2 separate regions of the Mus musculus genome follow, and region 1 is linked to region 2. A link is a loop called in an ENCODE intact Hi-C map of the cell type or tissue named here. Cell type or tissue: left cerebral cortex. All regions are shown on one strand.

What was found. Peaks named below come from ENCODE experiments on the same cell type or tissue, not always from the same donor. Only the 100,000 strongest peaks of a DNase experiment are listed, where the experiment ranks them.
Region 1: it touches region 2 in a loop (8-fold over the local background); 8 of 42 quality-filtered maps call a loop at or near these places.

The regions. Positions count from the first base shown.
Region 1 is chr14:40,786,198-40,794,197 of GRCm38, forward strand. No RefSeq gene overlaps it. Among named protein-coding and RNA genes, the nearest start is that of Sh2d4b, 100 kb to the right of the region's middle. In left cerebral cortex, CTCF peaks have their summits at 3,088 (motif pointing left) and 5,636 (motif pointing left); DNase peaks (open chromatin) are centred at 2,439, 3,119 and 5,622.
Region 2 is chr14:39,529,773-39,537,772 of GRCm38, forward strand. No RefSeq gene overlaps it. Among named protein-coding and RNA genes, the nearest start is that of Nrg3, 61 kb to the left of the region's middle. In left cerebral cortex, a CTCF peak has its summit at 3,085 (motif pointing right); DNase peaks (open chromatin) are centred at 2,063 and 3,142.

The sequences.
Region 1 (8,000 bases), 1.3 Mb after region 2:
TGCGAATCGATCCATACTTATCTCCTTGTACTAAAGTCAAATCTAAGTGGATCAAGGAACTTCACATAAAACCAGAGACACTGAAACTTATAGAGGAGAAAGTGGGGAAAAGCCTTGAAGATATGGGCACAGGGGAAAAATTCCTGAACAGAACAGCAATGGCTTGTGCTGTAAGATCGAGAATTGACAAATGGGACCTAATGAAACTCCAAAGTTTCTGCAAGGCAAAAGACACCGTCAATAAGACAAAAATACCACCAACAGATTGGGAAAGGATCTTTACCTATCCTAAATCAGATAGGGGACTAATATCCAACATATATAAAGAACTCAAGAAGGTGGACTTCAGAAAAGCAAATAACCCCATTAAAAATGGGGCTCAGAACTGAACAAACAATTCTCACCTGAGGAATACCAAATGGCAGAGAAGCACCTGAAAAAATGTTCAACATCCTTAATCATCAGGGAAATGCAAATCAAAACAACCCTGAGATTCCACCTCACACCAGTCAGAATGGCTAAGATCAAAAATTCAGGTGACAGCAGATGCTGGCATGGATGTGGAGAAAGAGGAACACTCCTCCATTGTTGGTGGGATTGCAGGCTTGTACAACCACTCTGGAAATCAGTCTGGCGGTTCCTCAGAAAACTGGACATAGTACTACCGGAGGATCCAGCAATACCTCTCCTGGGCATATATCCAGAAGATGCCCCAACTGGTAAGAAGGACACATGCTCCACTATGTTCATAGCAGCCTTATTTATAATAGCCAGAAGCTGGAAAGAACCCAGATGCCCCTCAACAGAGGAATGGATACAGAAAATGTGGTACATCTACACAATGGAGTACTACTCAGCTATTAAAAAGAATGAATTTATGAAATTCCTAGCCAAATGGATGGACCTGGAGGGCATCATCCTGAGTGAGGTAACACATTCACAAAGGAACTCACACAATATGTACTCACTGATAAGTGGATAATAGCCCCAAACCTAGGATACCCAAGATATAAGATACAATTTGCTAAACACATGAAACTCAAGAAGAATGAAGACTGAAGTGTGGACACTATGCCCCTCCTTAGAATTGGGAACAAAACACCCATGGAAGGAGTTACAAAGACAAAGTTTGGAGCTGAGATGAAAGGATGGACCATGTAGAGACTGCCATATCCAGGGATCCACCCCATAATCGGCATCCAAACGCTGACACCATTGCATATACTAGCAAGATTTTATCGAAAGGACCCAGATGTAGCTGTCTCTTGTGAGACTATGCCGGGGCCTAGCAAACACAGAAGTGGATGCTCACAGTCAGCTAATGGATGGATCACAGGGCTCCCAATGGAGGAGCTAGAGAAAGTACCCAAGGAGCTAAAGGGATCTGTAACCCTATAGGTGGAACAACATTATGAACTAACCAGTACCCCGGAGCTCTTGACTCTAGCTGCATATGTATCAAAAGATGGCCTAGTCAGCCATCACTGGAAAGAGAGGCCCATTGGACACGCAAACTTTATATGCCCCAGTACAGGGGAACGCCAGGGCCAAAAAGGTGGAGTGGGTGGGTAGCGGAGTGGGGGTGGGTGGGTATGGGGGACTTTTGGTATAGCATTGGAAATGTAAATGAGCTAAATACCTAATAAAAAATGGAAAAAAAGAGACCCAATTTGCATATTGTACCTTCCTTTCACATTTCTTTTAATCTAAAAGTTCCTGCCACAAGACACATGCACACACACATATTTACACACACACACATGTATACAAATACACATGCACATAACAACCACACACACATGCAAACACCCACACATACACACATACTTACAATACCAACCCATACATGCACATACATGCATGCACCTAAGCATATACATGTACACAATACCAATATGCGCGCACACACATGCACGCACACACACACACATATGTGCAGTCTTATTTGTATGTCACTTACTACCTGAAAAACTTGGGTCATTGGCCCTATAAAGTTGTTAAAGTAAATTAAAAGAGAGAGCAAAGCCAAAGAGTGTCTAACTAGCAAAGCTAATCATCCCTACTAGAGTTCATCTTTAAAACTGCCTCCAAAGGCTAAAGGGTAAATACTACCCCCCTACCCAGTGTGGAAGCATTGGAAAATGGATGAACCTTTGTGAGATAAGGACTAGCAGGAAACCTTAGAGTTATTTGGGATGTGTCCTGGAAAGGCATGGTGAGGCTGATTTCTTCTCATTTTCCTTTCACATCCATTCCTAGGGGACAGGTAGTATTTTGTCATGCTCTCTAGACCGGACATGCTCCAGCACGACTATCAGAGACATCTAAAAGCTCTAAATCCCAGCCACTATAAGCCTTTTCCTATGCAGTTAATTATCTCTGTTATTTGTTACCATGCTGGAGAGATGACTAACATACTCCCCAAAGCAACTTTAACTGCTTGATTTGCATGTGCAAGCAAAGTCTTGGACTATTTCTTGTAAATCCCTATTAGAGAAAACAGAACTTGAGCCCAATCAATCAGAATCCGTTAGCAAAGGTATAATTAACTAAGAATAGTCCAGTGGGCTAGACAGACATGCCAGCTGTGGAATGTGACCAATCAGCTACTTCCTTCACTTCACATCCATGTTTGCCCTACAAAAACACCCTTTGGATTTTCACTGTAGAGCTCCTGAATGGCTTCTGGTTGGAGAAATTGCATTCTCTCAACCAACCTTACTCTGCATCTGACTTGATACATCCTCATAAGGGAGCCCAGTTCGAAAATCAGGGGAAGAACAGGGGCAGAAAATCAGCACCAGCCAGAGGTCATACCTAGCTGATCCATGCTTCTCTGAATGAATAAACCTTCACTTTAGAAGTGAAAGGGAAACGCACAGTTTACCTGTTCCAACCCCACTTGAGAATATTCCAGGGGTCAGGATTATGGTGGGGAAAGTAGTCATTAAAACAAAGAACACAAGTAACACTGGTTGATGTTTTTTAATCAGCTCAGGAGAAGTGGGAAAAATGTATGCTGTGAAAGCTTACCCATCATCCTTACTAGGGTCCTCTAGAGCCTTGCTCGGCCTTTGCTCATAGCTTGTGCTGCCCCCTGCAGTTCAGAGTCCTTGTGCAGCAATGGACAGCCCTGCTTTAGACAGAGCTAGAAGACAAAGGAGATGCAGTGGGAATAGTACCCGCATAATAATACACAATAGACTCTGGCTCCTGTGACGACCTGTTGTGGCTGTAAAGGGCTACCAGTTCTGTCTCCCTAGGAGCATGCTCATGTGTAGCTGCCCCCAGAATTCAATGAGGGTGGGGGCTGAAGGAATCAGAAGGTTTGAAACACATGATGTTTACCTCAGGGAAATCCTTCAAGTTATAAAATATATACAATTAATGGCAGCAGCCAGAATTTTCTCTGACCTTTAGTTGAAATGGGAGTTCTTTCAAGAATTTACTCAATAATACAGACCATAGAGTTACAGACACACCATGGTTGTGCTCTGTTGGTGGGACCAGGATGAAACACAGTGGTGCAGGTTTAGTATTTGAAGAGCACTCTTTCACAATGCTAGCAACACCGAGACTCTATTTGAAAACCTACAGTTTCCAAATCCCAGCTATCAAAATAAGACAGGCAGAAATGGGGATCAACATTAAAGAAGGAGCAAGCTGACCTTTTTGAATCCTTTGTATGAAAACATTGTTCAATGGCAATTAATATGGAAAGATCACCAAAGCATATGAATTCCAAAAGAGAAATGTAGAAAGATGGAGACCCAGACGTGGTGTAGTGGCACACACCTTTAATCCCAACATTTGGGGGGCGTGGCAAGGACAAGTGGATCTCTGGGAGTTGGAGACAGCCTTGTTCACATAGTAAGTTCTAGGACAGCCAGAGCTACAGAGAACCTGTCTCAGAACTAGCAGAAAAGAAAGATGGAAATCCTATAGGAATGTGTTAGGCAGTTATTTAGTAAAGGTATCATTTATGCACCAGAATTTTGGGGTTTAGGGAATTCTTTTGGATGTTTTATTTCATGATTTTCTTTTCTGTTTTATATACTCACTCTTTTGTATCTTTGTCTGAGTGTTCATGTGTGTACACATGTGTGTGCATCGGTGCATGTGTGAGGGTTCGTATCAGATGTCTTCCTCAACTGTTCTCCGTGTTATTTTTGAGACATGGTCTGTCATTGGCCTGAAGCCATCCATTTCCACTAGGCTGCCATGCCAGTGAGCTCCAGTGACCCTCCTGTCTCCACTTTCCCATTGCTACAATTACATGCATATGCTGTTTCACACCATTTGGGGGGTTGTTTATTTGTTTGCTTGTCTTTTTAAACTTGGGTACTGGACATCAAACTCATATCCTCATGATGTACAAGTACTTCTTGACTGAGCCATCTTTGTGCCCCCCATATTCACTTTTATATACATTATAAAGTTAGAAATAATGCAAGTCATTAACTAGATGAGTTTGGGCATGGTGATCTGTGCACAGTGTAACAAAGGGATTTCCTTAATTTTGACTTATTGGAATGTTGCTCCTTAACATTATATTATGACCTTGCATTCTTGATTTCTCAAAGGCAGGATACGAACCCAGGACCCAAAGTTCTGATGGAATAAGCAGCAAAGTAAGCATTAGTAGCCAGGCCCCATGCTGCCTTTCCTCCTGAGCCTGAGGACAAGCTACAAGACTGCAGCTCAGCAGCGGTGCACCATGTTTGGTTTGGTTTTCTGCTGAAACTATTTACACCACTTCCTAGGAAACACAGACATTGACAAAAATCCCCTTTCCTCTTTGCCATAGTGCTACAAAGCCCCCATAGTGACGTTTTGGTGGTGGTGGTGGTGGTGGTGGTTGAGTGTTTGTTTTGGTTTTGATTTTTTGTTGTTGTTTTTACTTATTCATTTTACATCCCGTTCACTGCCCCCTCACTGACACCCCCTCTCACAATACTTCTTCCACCCACCCGCTCCTTTTCTCCTCTGAATGGGTGGAGGATCTCCTGGGTATGCCCTCCACCCTGACACTTCAATTCTCTGTTTCCTCTCCCACTGAGGCCAGACAAAGCAGCTCAGCTAGTAGAACACAATGCACCAACCCGCAACAGCTTTTGGGATGGTCCCCATTCCAATTGTTCAGGATTCGCATGAAGGTCAAGCTGTACATCTGCTACATATGAGCAGGGAGCCCTAGGTCCACCCCATGTATGTTCTTTGGTTGGTGGTTCAGACTCTTAGAGCCCCAAGGGTCCAGGTTAGTTGACTTTGTTGCTCTTCCTATGGAGTTCCTATCCCCTTCAGGACCTGCAATCCTTATTCCTATTCTTCCATAAGAGTTACCAAGCTCTATCCACTGTTTGTCTGTGGGTGTCTGCATCTGTCTGAGTCAGCTGTTGGGTGAATCTTGCAGAGGACAACATACTCCTGTCTGCAAGCATAACAGAATATCATTAATAGTATTAGGGATTGGTGCTTGTCAGTGGAATGGGTCTCAAATTGGACCAGTGACATTTTTAATCCATGTATTGCACCCTCCCTGTGACCCAGGTCTGAGCTTTCTGCCTTTGCTGCTATAAGGAGATCTCCATAGATGCTGGGAGAGATTCCACCAGTGCCACCTTCTGGCCACATAAAGTATCACAGGTCTGGCAGTTTCTGTGGTCTGTGATGAATATCTAAGAAAACTGGGAGAATTCTCCACCAGGAGAACTTAGAACAGGCATGCTCAGTGGCAATCAAGATTGAATCAAGACCTCGAAAAAAAAGAAATTGAGATAATGTAACTCAGACCAGTGCATTGAAATTCTGTATGCCCAAGCATCACTTGGAATCCTTGTTAAGATGCAGATGCCCATCAACTAGTAGGGTACAACCTGGAATCCTGAATTTCTCACAAGCTCCTAGGTGGTGCTACCCATAAGGGATTATATTCTGAGTAGCAAACAATCGATGTGGAAGTACACAGACTTCAGTACCAAATCCAAATGCTTAAGTGTCAATATTTTTATTTACCAGCTATGAAAACCCATCAAAAGGATCTCCATCCTTGAACTCTATATATTTAAAACAAGCATATCAACATGTACTTCACTGTGCTCTTGTGTGGCATGTAGAGATGACACGTAAACATCTCTGGTGCTTCTGGCACATAGTGATCAGGCAGGTAGCCCTTATCACCGCACTGATTTCAATCCAGGAGGTTAGTGTCTTCAACAATTTGCAGCCTACACACAGTATAGCTAAAGGGTTCTCATTTACACGGCGATGTAAATCACAGCATCTCGAAGTTATGGATGTCATAGTTTCATTTACGAGCCCCCTTGCTGCCAAGGTCAGACCCACCTACATCTGTAAACCCAAGGCTCACAGTCAGTTCACTTAATCGTGGTCTCGGTCGACCCTGATGAATGTGTTTGTTCTCTCATAGCCAAGCTGGAAAGACACAAAAGAACTAAGATTGATGCCTCATGGCCACACTGGAGGTGAGCTGTATTTCACATGTACTCTGAGCAGACACCAGAACGTGACCCGCAGGTAAAATGTCCTGTGATCACAAAGGGGGAAACATGGTGCTGTACAGCGCAGAGGGGCTATGTTCACATTCTGGAATCATCTCTCTGTAACCCAGCAATTTTCCCAGGTTATTGTAGCCTCAGTTTCCTCATCTGTAATGCAGCATAGTGATTACAGTGTGTATGTCTGCATAGAATACGTAGAAATTCATGGGAAGAATCTCTGGAGAGATGGTCCAGGGGTTAAGAGAACTGTCTGCTCTTCCAGAGGACCTGAGTTCAATTCCCAGCAAACCACATAATGGCTCACAACCATCTGCAATGAGATCTGATGCCCTCTTCTGTTGTGCATGAGAACAGAGTTCTCATAAATACAAAAGAAATATCTATATCCTTAAATTTACAAAAAAGAAAAAAGAGAACGTGTAGAGAAGCTCAAAAGTTGTCATTCTTTTTCTTGGTGTCTCTTAAATAAGAAAGGTTAGAATTTAAGACACGCTGACGCTCTTCTTTGCTGTCAGCTCTGGACATTAGAAGCAGAAGCTGATATATAAATGTCCATTTAAAAATGAAACAGATGGCAACTTGTTCTATCATTAAAGACTTTAGGTCATGAAGGGTAGAAGATCTGTCTCCTTATCTGAGCTGTATCCTGAGACAGAGTAACTGGAAGTCCCTCTAGACCCCTCCACCCTGGCTTCTGGCCAGGTAGGTCTAACTTATTCCTGGCCCTGTCTTTATTAAACCCAAACTCCTTCTGCTTCATAAGCATTCACACACATCTAGACCTGACCACATGGCCATCTCTTTCCTTTGTTTTTCTTCAGTGTCCCACAAACTTGTGACCAGAGCTCAGATTGCAGAAGATGATAGGACCACCAGAAGGCTGCAGAAATATCTATACAAGTGTGTAGTGTATTAGCTATTTGTCTTATTGCTGCAACAACACACATGACAAAAGATGCAGAGTCTCTGTGACCTCCACAGCCAGCAGAGCGATGATCTACAGGAGGCGAGAAGGAAGCTTGATTCAACATGAGTCAGTAGCCAGAGTTGGCTCATACTTCTGTGGTCTGACTCCAACTATTTGTATTTTTGGTATTTTAAGCACAACACAATTTGGTGAAAACTTTCTAGTGATAGTTAACTCAATCCTGTATGTACAATAAAGCATACATAAATCACTTTGAGGAATAAAGTAAACTAGATAAAAATTGAGCATGACTACACTGAAGCTCTTTGTAAATGACATGTGGCACCTTCCATAATGATGAGTTCTATAGATTGACTGCATGTGACAGCTTCTATAGAGATAGGTACTACCGACTGGGTGAAAAAAACAAGCTTATGATAAGGGCCTGAGGAAGGGTATACTGTGATCTTCTGCCACACAGATAGTGCAAAAGTCACCAGGTTAGACTTCATCCAGAACCTGCCTTCTGGGCAGATAGCAGGTATTGTATTCCTTCCTTGGGGGAACAACTC
Region 2 (8,000 bases):
GCTCTGCTCCTTGGGTATTACATGATTGATTCAAAATGTTTTTAAAGGATTTATGTGTTTTGCATCTTGAAACAAAGGCAAACACCATTTTGTGTTGCCTCTTTCTGGTTGCATTTACATAAGTAATGAGCTGCTTCATGCCAGCAATTGTCCCTTCTCCAGGCCTCTCAAGGTCTTTTCTCTATTTTTATATTCACTTAAGTCAGTGGCTCTCAACCTTCCTAACACTTGGATCCTTTAATACAGTCCCTCATGTTGAAGTGACCAACAATCAAAAAATTATTTCATTGCTATTTCATAACTGTAATTTTGTTACTGTTATGAATCATAATATAAATATCTGACATGTGAAGCCCTCCCCCCCAAAAAAAGGGGTCGAGACCTGCAAGATGAAAAGAGCTGATTTAGGTGGAGGCTTGCGTAGACACAGCATTAGTACCATAAGAACTTTAAAGATTACTTGCTGAGTTGGTGATAATAAAAAGAACAGTTTACTTCTTGAGCCTAAACCTTTTTTTATGTTCTTAAATGCAAAATTCATGTTATCTGAAGCATAGTTTTACTAGGAATGAAAATTTTCGATTGTAGGAAAACTCATTCTTTCCTGACTTCTTTTAAGGAGCACTGCTTTGGCAAGAACCCTTTGTATATCTTGGTATAAGTTGATATTTCAAACAATGAAAATGGATTTTTAGGCTCTCAGCAGGCTTAATTTGATAACCTATTATCTTCAGGGAGAACACACTAGTGGGGGCACAATACTCATGAAGATTTCATCTGATTAGGCAAACTTAGGGACAAATAAGTTATGGGATAAATTCAGAAAGAAAAAAATAAAGAAATTTTACTTAGTAACAAAGTTTATTCTATATCCAAGTTAATTTAATTCTGAGACAGGACAAAACTGAAACGAGTCACATGTTCTAAGGGCATGCCATTTTCAGAGGGTTTGAAAACTTAATTATTTCTTCATTTCTTCAACATTCAATACCAATGGCTTAGGGCTGAAGGAAGCACTGAATCCTGCTGTGTTACACAAATAAAAAGAAGCTACCTTGAGCTTTAGTTTCAAGAATGCAAGACCATGAAATTGCTTGGAGGTTTGCCTAATATAAGTGTAGTGTAAGAAAGTAGGCTGTATCCTTGGACATAGTCCACTCAGTCTAAAATTAAGGTGATAAGAGTGCAAGGAACCAAAAGTAATGTTTTGGGGGTAGCTGGAAATAGTTTAAACATGCAACATTAAACATAGGGATTGCATGTTAATGGGAATAAGGGAAGTTCAGAGATTACCTGGGAGTTGAGATACCATCACTGTAAAGTTTTGTTGATTTAATTTGTTATTCATGAAGAACACATGTCAGTTTGTATCAATAGAAAAAAATGTTTTCTATGCTATGGAAATCACAGGGCTGCACTTATCTTTTGTAGTAGTTTGTGGGAAATTCTGCTGTCATTAGTTGTGTGGGTATGACATTCCTTATCACAAAAACTAGAATACATTGCCTTTGGTTCATTCCTCTTAGACCTGGAGCATTTTCATGATTTTGTTGGTTGATTGTAATTGGAGAGCAAGGTGTCATTTTCTTCCCTAGGTGATGCATAAAGGAGCTTGTGACTTCTTCCTAAAGTCTCTTATAATGCTTGATTGGGAGCCATTTCCCTCCTACAGTCCAAGTGGTAGGTGATTAGAAATCTAAGCATCATCCAGAAACATATGTGGGTCCCAGGGTCAAAAATGTTTTGAGCCTCCAGAAAAGAGCCAGTATCATATCAAGTCTTGCTCTGTAAGCCGGACATCTCTTTCCTTTACCCTGTCTTTGGTCTGAAGTCTCCTTACACAAACAAGTGAGAGTTGCTAACTGAGCCAGTAAACCCACAGAACCCCAAGAGAAAAAAAATTATAAGATGTTGCTAAAAGATGTGGTTTTGGGGGCGTTTAAAAAAACGCTAGCAATAAATAACTAGAGAGTTTGTTAATGTGCTATTTACACAAATGCCTGTCAGATGGCAGTAGGTGGGCTCTAGACAGAGTGAATGAATAGATGCTGGAGATACACAAAACTGAACACATGAAAACTTACTATTGTTCCTTTCTGTTCCTCCTGCCCACCCTGTTTCCCCAGATAACATAGTGCTCTGTGGAAGGCTGCAATGAATTCAGAACTAGCAATTTCATGCTTTATTCTTCTGATAGTCTCACATAATGATGGAATTTGCTTTGAAGAGTCTAAGCTGCTTCAACCAACATGTTTTATTTTAGGATCCTCCTTGCATTGTGCAAACAATGCTGGAATTTTGGCATTCTAAAACTCTCTACAGTTTCAAGCAGTTTATAAAGAGTCAAGTCAGTTATGCAAGGGTAGATAATCCACATGTATAGGTGCTAAAGGACATCCTTAGTTATTGAGACACACTGGGTAGAAGATGATTGGGGAAAGGTTCAACCAGAAATAAGTTTTCACATTAAAAAACTTAAAAGTAGAGGGAAGAAAAGGAAGGTAGACTTCTTACATATCTGAAGAATGATATGGCCCTCTACTTTTTAATAGAATTTTAAAATAAGTTTGACAAAATTTTCCTTACTCTGTGTAAACAAACGACTGAATAAATGATGATTCAAAACCAGTTTTATGAAGTGATGGGAAAGTCATTGCTACCTCTGACATCATCAGCTGTCCCCTAGACTTATACTGTCATGTGGACATAGCACGATGTGCTATTACAAAAGAGAAAATGTCAGTTCATTAGCTGCTTACTGAGGCTCACAAAATATATAACTGCTTCTAATTCATGTAATGTAATGGTGTTATGAAGTTCTGTGGGGAGCTGTTACTGGGATTTCTAGATTTCTACTTCTTTTGTTGTTTTTCCAGATGGCCAATTAAGGGACGATTAAAATAAAACAAGAAAGATTCTTTTCTGTTACTTTCCATGTTCTGATAGCAGGTTATTCTGTTGAAGGATACTGCTGTTTCTGAGCCTCAGGACCAAGAAGGGAAAAACAACAACAACAAAACCAAACTAAAACAAACAACAACAACAAAACCCAAAACCTTAGGGAAGCATCTGCACACACCAGCCTCTAGGGGGAGCGCAAGATCTTCTCTTGTGTGTCCTTACCCAGCTTTGCTCTCTGCCCCAAATAGCTCTTGTGATTTTCACACCAGCACTTGTTCCACTGATGCCATGCTACTGACTATCACTACAAGGTTGACAGTTTTCTTCAGCAAAAGACGTGATAATTTTCAAAGGCAAGATGGAGCTATTCAAGTATCCCCCATGAGACACATGCCTCTTGTGTCTGGAGAAGGGACAAGGTGTGTATAAAATGTGTGTATGTGAAAATAGTTGGCACCCCACAACCACTGTTCTACATATGGGGGATCAGTTTATTGTGAGCAGAACATATTTGTAAACAAACTGCTGCATTTTTATTAGAAGGTCTGTGTACATACATCTTTTTTCCCTATTAATTTATAAATAATGTTTTGCAACAAATATTGACACAGTGCTCTGATTCAATTATAGATCACATGGATAAACCCAGAGACAATTTATAGTACAAGGGATGAAAATCCCTTGCCATTATATAGCAGAGATGTGAACAAGCATGGGTTGTGTTATGTTAAGATCATTCTGGAACCATTTTCCTGTAAACAAGAAGTGGGGCTACATGCCTACACATGAGTAACTGCACAGTCTTATTTTTCTGTCACAAGCATACATGCATACACACATGCATGGTCTGTGTATCTTTCACTCATGTATATGCATGCATGCATACCTGTATTATGTATAAACCCTCAAGAATGATGTATTTTCCTCTATAATTTAAAAGTGAAGTAGTTTACTCCCAATTGAACGTCAGCTGGAATGTAACTTCTTTTTTGTAAGAGGCCATTGAAACAACTGGAGTCAGGCTAGGTAGGCACTGCATAATTCACTGGTTCACACACACTCGTGGCAGTTGTTGTCTCATTCACAAATAGTTTTTAATAATGATATGGTGTGGTGGATTTTGTTTTCGTTCATGGCCAATAAGAAAGTGCTGTGCTTCTTTACTCAGTTATTTTAACACCTCAACCAAAGGCATGTTAAAATGAGTGGGGTAGAATTACAGTCAAAGTCCAACGCATACGTGATTTTTGGAGTAACTTCCATGGATATGCATGTATATAAGTATGTATGTTTCGATGTATTACATATTTATGTATGTGTGTGTGTGTGTGTGTGTGTGTATACAAATATTTACAAGTTTGTATTTCAGAAACTAGGCCCAATAGTTTTTAAGTAAAGGTAGACATGTTTTATCTGAGATTGGATTCTCTGATAGTTATTAGCCCTTGACTGCACAGAGGTGCCAAACCCTGATATAGGGAGTTTAGAATAAAGATTTTTTTATGTGATTTTGGAAACCATCAAACCATCCAAATTTCCTATGGAGTTCTCTGAAATTAAGGTGGTCACAGAACTCATATTTTCTTTTAAAACTACAAGGATTGTATTTGTAAAAATTTGCTTCTGTTAGCCTTAGCCAGAATCTGGAAAGAACCCAGATGTCCCTCAGCAGAGGAATGGATAGAGAAAATGTGGTTCATTTACACAATGGAGTACCACTCAGCTATTAAAAACAACAAATTTATGAAATTTTTAGGCAAAGGGATGGATCTGAAGGGTATCACCCTGAATGAGGTAACCCAATGACAAAAGAACACACATGATATGCACTCACTGATAATAGCCCAGAAGCCCAGGATTTCAGAATACTCAAGATACAATTCACAAACCACATGAAACTCAAGAAGAAGGAAGACCATAGTGTGGATACTTCTATCCATTTTAGAAGGGGTGAACAAAATACCCATGGAAGGAGTTACAGTGACAAAGTGTGGAGTAGAGATTGAAGAAATGACCATCTAGAGACTGACTCACCTGGGGATCCATCCCATTTACAATCACCAAACCCAGACACTGCTGTGGATGCCAACAAGTGCTTGCTGACAGGAGCCTGATATAGCTATCTCCTGAGATGCTCTGCCAGTGCCTCACAAATACTGAGGTGGATGCTCCCAGCCAACCATTGGACAGAGCACAGGGTCCCCAATGAAGGAGCTAGAGAAAGGACCCAAGGAGCTGAAGGGGTTCGCAGCCCCATAGGAGGAACAACAATATGACCTAGCCAGTACCCCCAGATCTCTCAGGTACTAAAATACTAACCAAATAGTACACACGGTGGGACTCATTATTCCAGCTGCATATGCAGCAGACAATGGCCTAGTTGGACATCAATGGGAGGAGAGGGCCTTTGTCCTATGAAGGCTCTATGCCCCAGTGTGGGGTATTGCCAGGGCCAGGAAGCAGGAGTGGGTGGGTTGGTGAGCAAGGGGAGCGGGAAAGGATGAGGAGAGGAGAGGGTGTTTTTTCAGAGGGGAAATCAGGAAAGGGGATAACATTTGAAATGTAAATAAAGAAAATATCCAATAAAAAATTGCAACTATTATATGTATGGCTAAAGCTTAGGTTTTCTCAATGCATACTATATGTAGTGTGTTTTGATAAAATCCACTCACCTTTAAGCCTCTCTGGTTTATCCCCGATTTCTCTACAACCATTCCCTCAGAAATCTACTGTTTTTTTAACCCTCTGACTTTGCCTATTGAGCATGGATATAGGGCTATATACTGGAGCATGATTAACCTTTTAAAGGGCGCATCCCTGAAGAAAACTGTCAATGCCTCTCCTAGCAGACATCAATGACAATAGACCCTCAGCTAGGATGGAACTTCATGAGCCTCTCTCCTATCCATTCTGTAACTTTTGGCTGGCTTGATCCTGTGCAGGTCCTGAAGGTGCAGCACTATGTCTGTCAAAAACACTGCTTTCTAAAGAGGTTTACACTGCTTCCTTTTACAATCTTTCTTAAGCCCTTCTGTGATGATCCCTGAAGCCTGGGGGCAGCATTGATTAGAATTGAATACTACACAGTCTCTTGTTTACACTTTCACCAGTTTCTGTGATAATTGTACTTTACTGTAAAAAGAAGCTTCTCTGATGAGTATTGAGAGATGCACTAACCTGTGAGTACAAAGAAAAGAATTTAGGGGTCAAAAAAGTATTTAGGGATCAGTTTATTATCATATCCATTTAGTAGAATAATAATATTAGGTTTTCCCCTAGGGTCAATGCCTTGATAACCACAGATTTTTGGTACAGCTAATACTATAAGACTTAAGTTCCAACTTATTGTGGGGAGCAGGTTTTAAATCCAATCATAAAGTGGTTAGTCACTCCCATAACGTGTCTGCCATTATTGCACCAGCAGAAATTTCTTGCCAAGACTGTCATCGCTATAGCTTGCAGTTCCCACAACTAGGAAAGACTAAAAATCATTGCCTTATTAAATATGTAAAAGGATTGGACAAAGTCATAATTATTGAGCTAAGATGAGAAGTTTAAGCTCAAAGTAGTTAGAAAAAAATTGTTTTTGTCTATGTATTTGAACCTTCAGGATTTGAATTTAGGGTTTCAGACTCTAAAGTCAATACTTTTTCATTACTATAACTAATATTTACTAGCTACCAAAAATTATGGTGATGTGTTTTGACTCTTTGAAATATTCAAAATAAAAAGGAAACACCTCAAACCATTTTATCTATTTCTGTTATATGTTTTAGGGCCAATATACATACACAAATCATCTCAGAGAATATCTATCTAATATTTATATCAATTCTTTTGTAATAAAGATAAAAAGTGGATAGAAATATATGCTGAGGATGGATTCGAATAGAAATCTTAATGAGGTAACAAAAGGCTGTGCTTTATATTAACAGACTCTCTACAATTTATTGGTGTTGGAAGTGGTACTTGATATGTGATCCTGCTGATAATCTTGACACTTAATATTTTCACTATGATATCATTTGATTAGCATGAAGAAAATTTGTGCTAGATTTTTAGGATTTTGAAGAAAATGTTCTGGTACTAGCTTAACAATGAAGACTGGTGGGATTCCTTTCTTCTTATGCATTAAGTACTATGTTAAAACATATAAAAAAAACCCTTTAATTGAAAAATACAAAAACATTACTCTTACAATTCACAGACTACATGAAGCTCAAGAATAAGGAACACCAAACTATGGATACTTTGATCCTTCTTACAAGGGGTATCAAAACACCCATGGGACTAGATAAAGAGACAAAGTGTGGAGCAGAGACAGAAGGAAAGACCATCCAGAGACTGTCCCAGCTGGGGATGTATCCCATATACAGTTATCAAACCCAGACACTATTGTAGATGCCAACAAGAGCTGTCTACTGAGAGGCTTTGCCAGTGCCTGACAAATACAGAAGTGGATGCCCACAGCCATCCATTGGACTGAGCACTAGGTCCCGAATGGAGGAGATAGAGAAAGAACCCAAGGAGCTAAAGGGGTTTGGAGCCTCATAGGAGGAACAGCAATGTGAACCATCCAGTACTCCCAGAGCTCCCAGGGACTAAAACACCAACCAAAGAGTACACATGGAGGGACCCATGGCTCCAGCCACATATGTAGCAGAGGATGGCTTTGCAGGACATTAATGAGAGGAGAGGCCTTTGGTCCTGTGAAGGCTCGATGTCCCAGTGTAGGTTAATGCTAGGACAGGGAAGCAGGAGTGGGTAGGTTAATAAACAGGGGGAGGGGAGATGAAAAGGGTGAAATTGGGAGGAGAAATGAGTAAAGGGGATAATATTTGAAATATAAATAAAGAAAATATTTAATAAAATACTTTAAAGTCCTTAAAATACATTTTGAAAAAACAAAAATGAAGTTGAATGCCTGTATCTCCAAGTATCAGACTTTTCTACATTAGAAGAAAGATATGATCTTAGTAGGTCCTGATATAATTGTGGGTGAAGGTGTTGTCATACCATTTTCATGAGTAAAGGTGGTTGAGTGGGTAAAAGACCTTGGGTAGTTGGGTGAAATAATGATTGCTAACATACAACAGTGA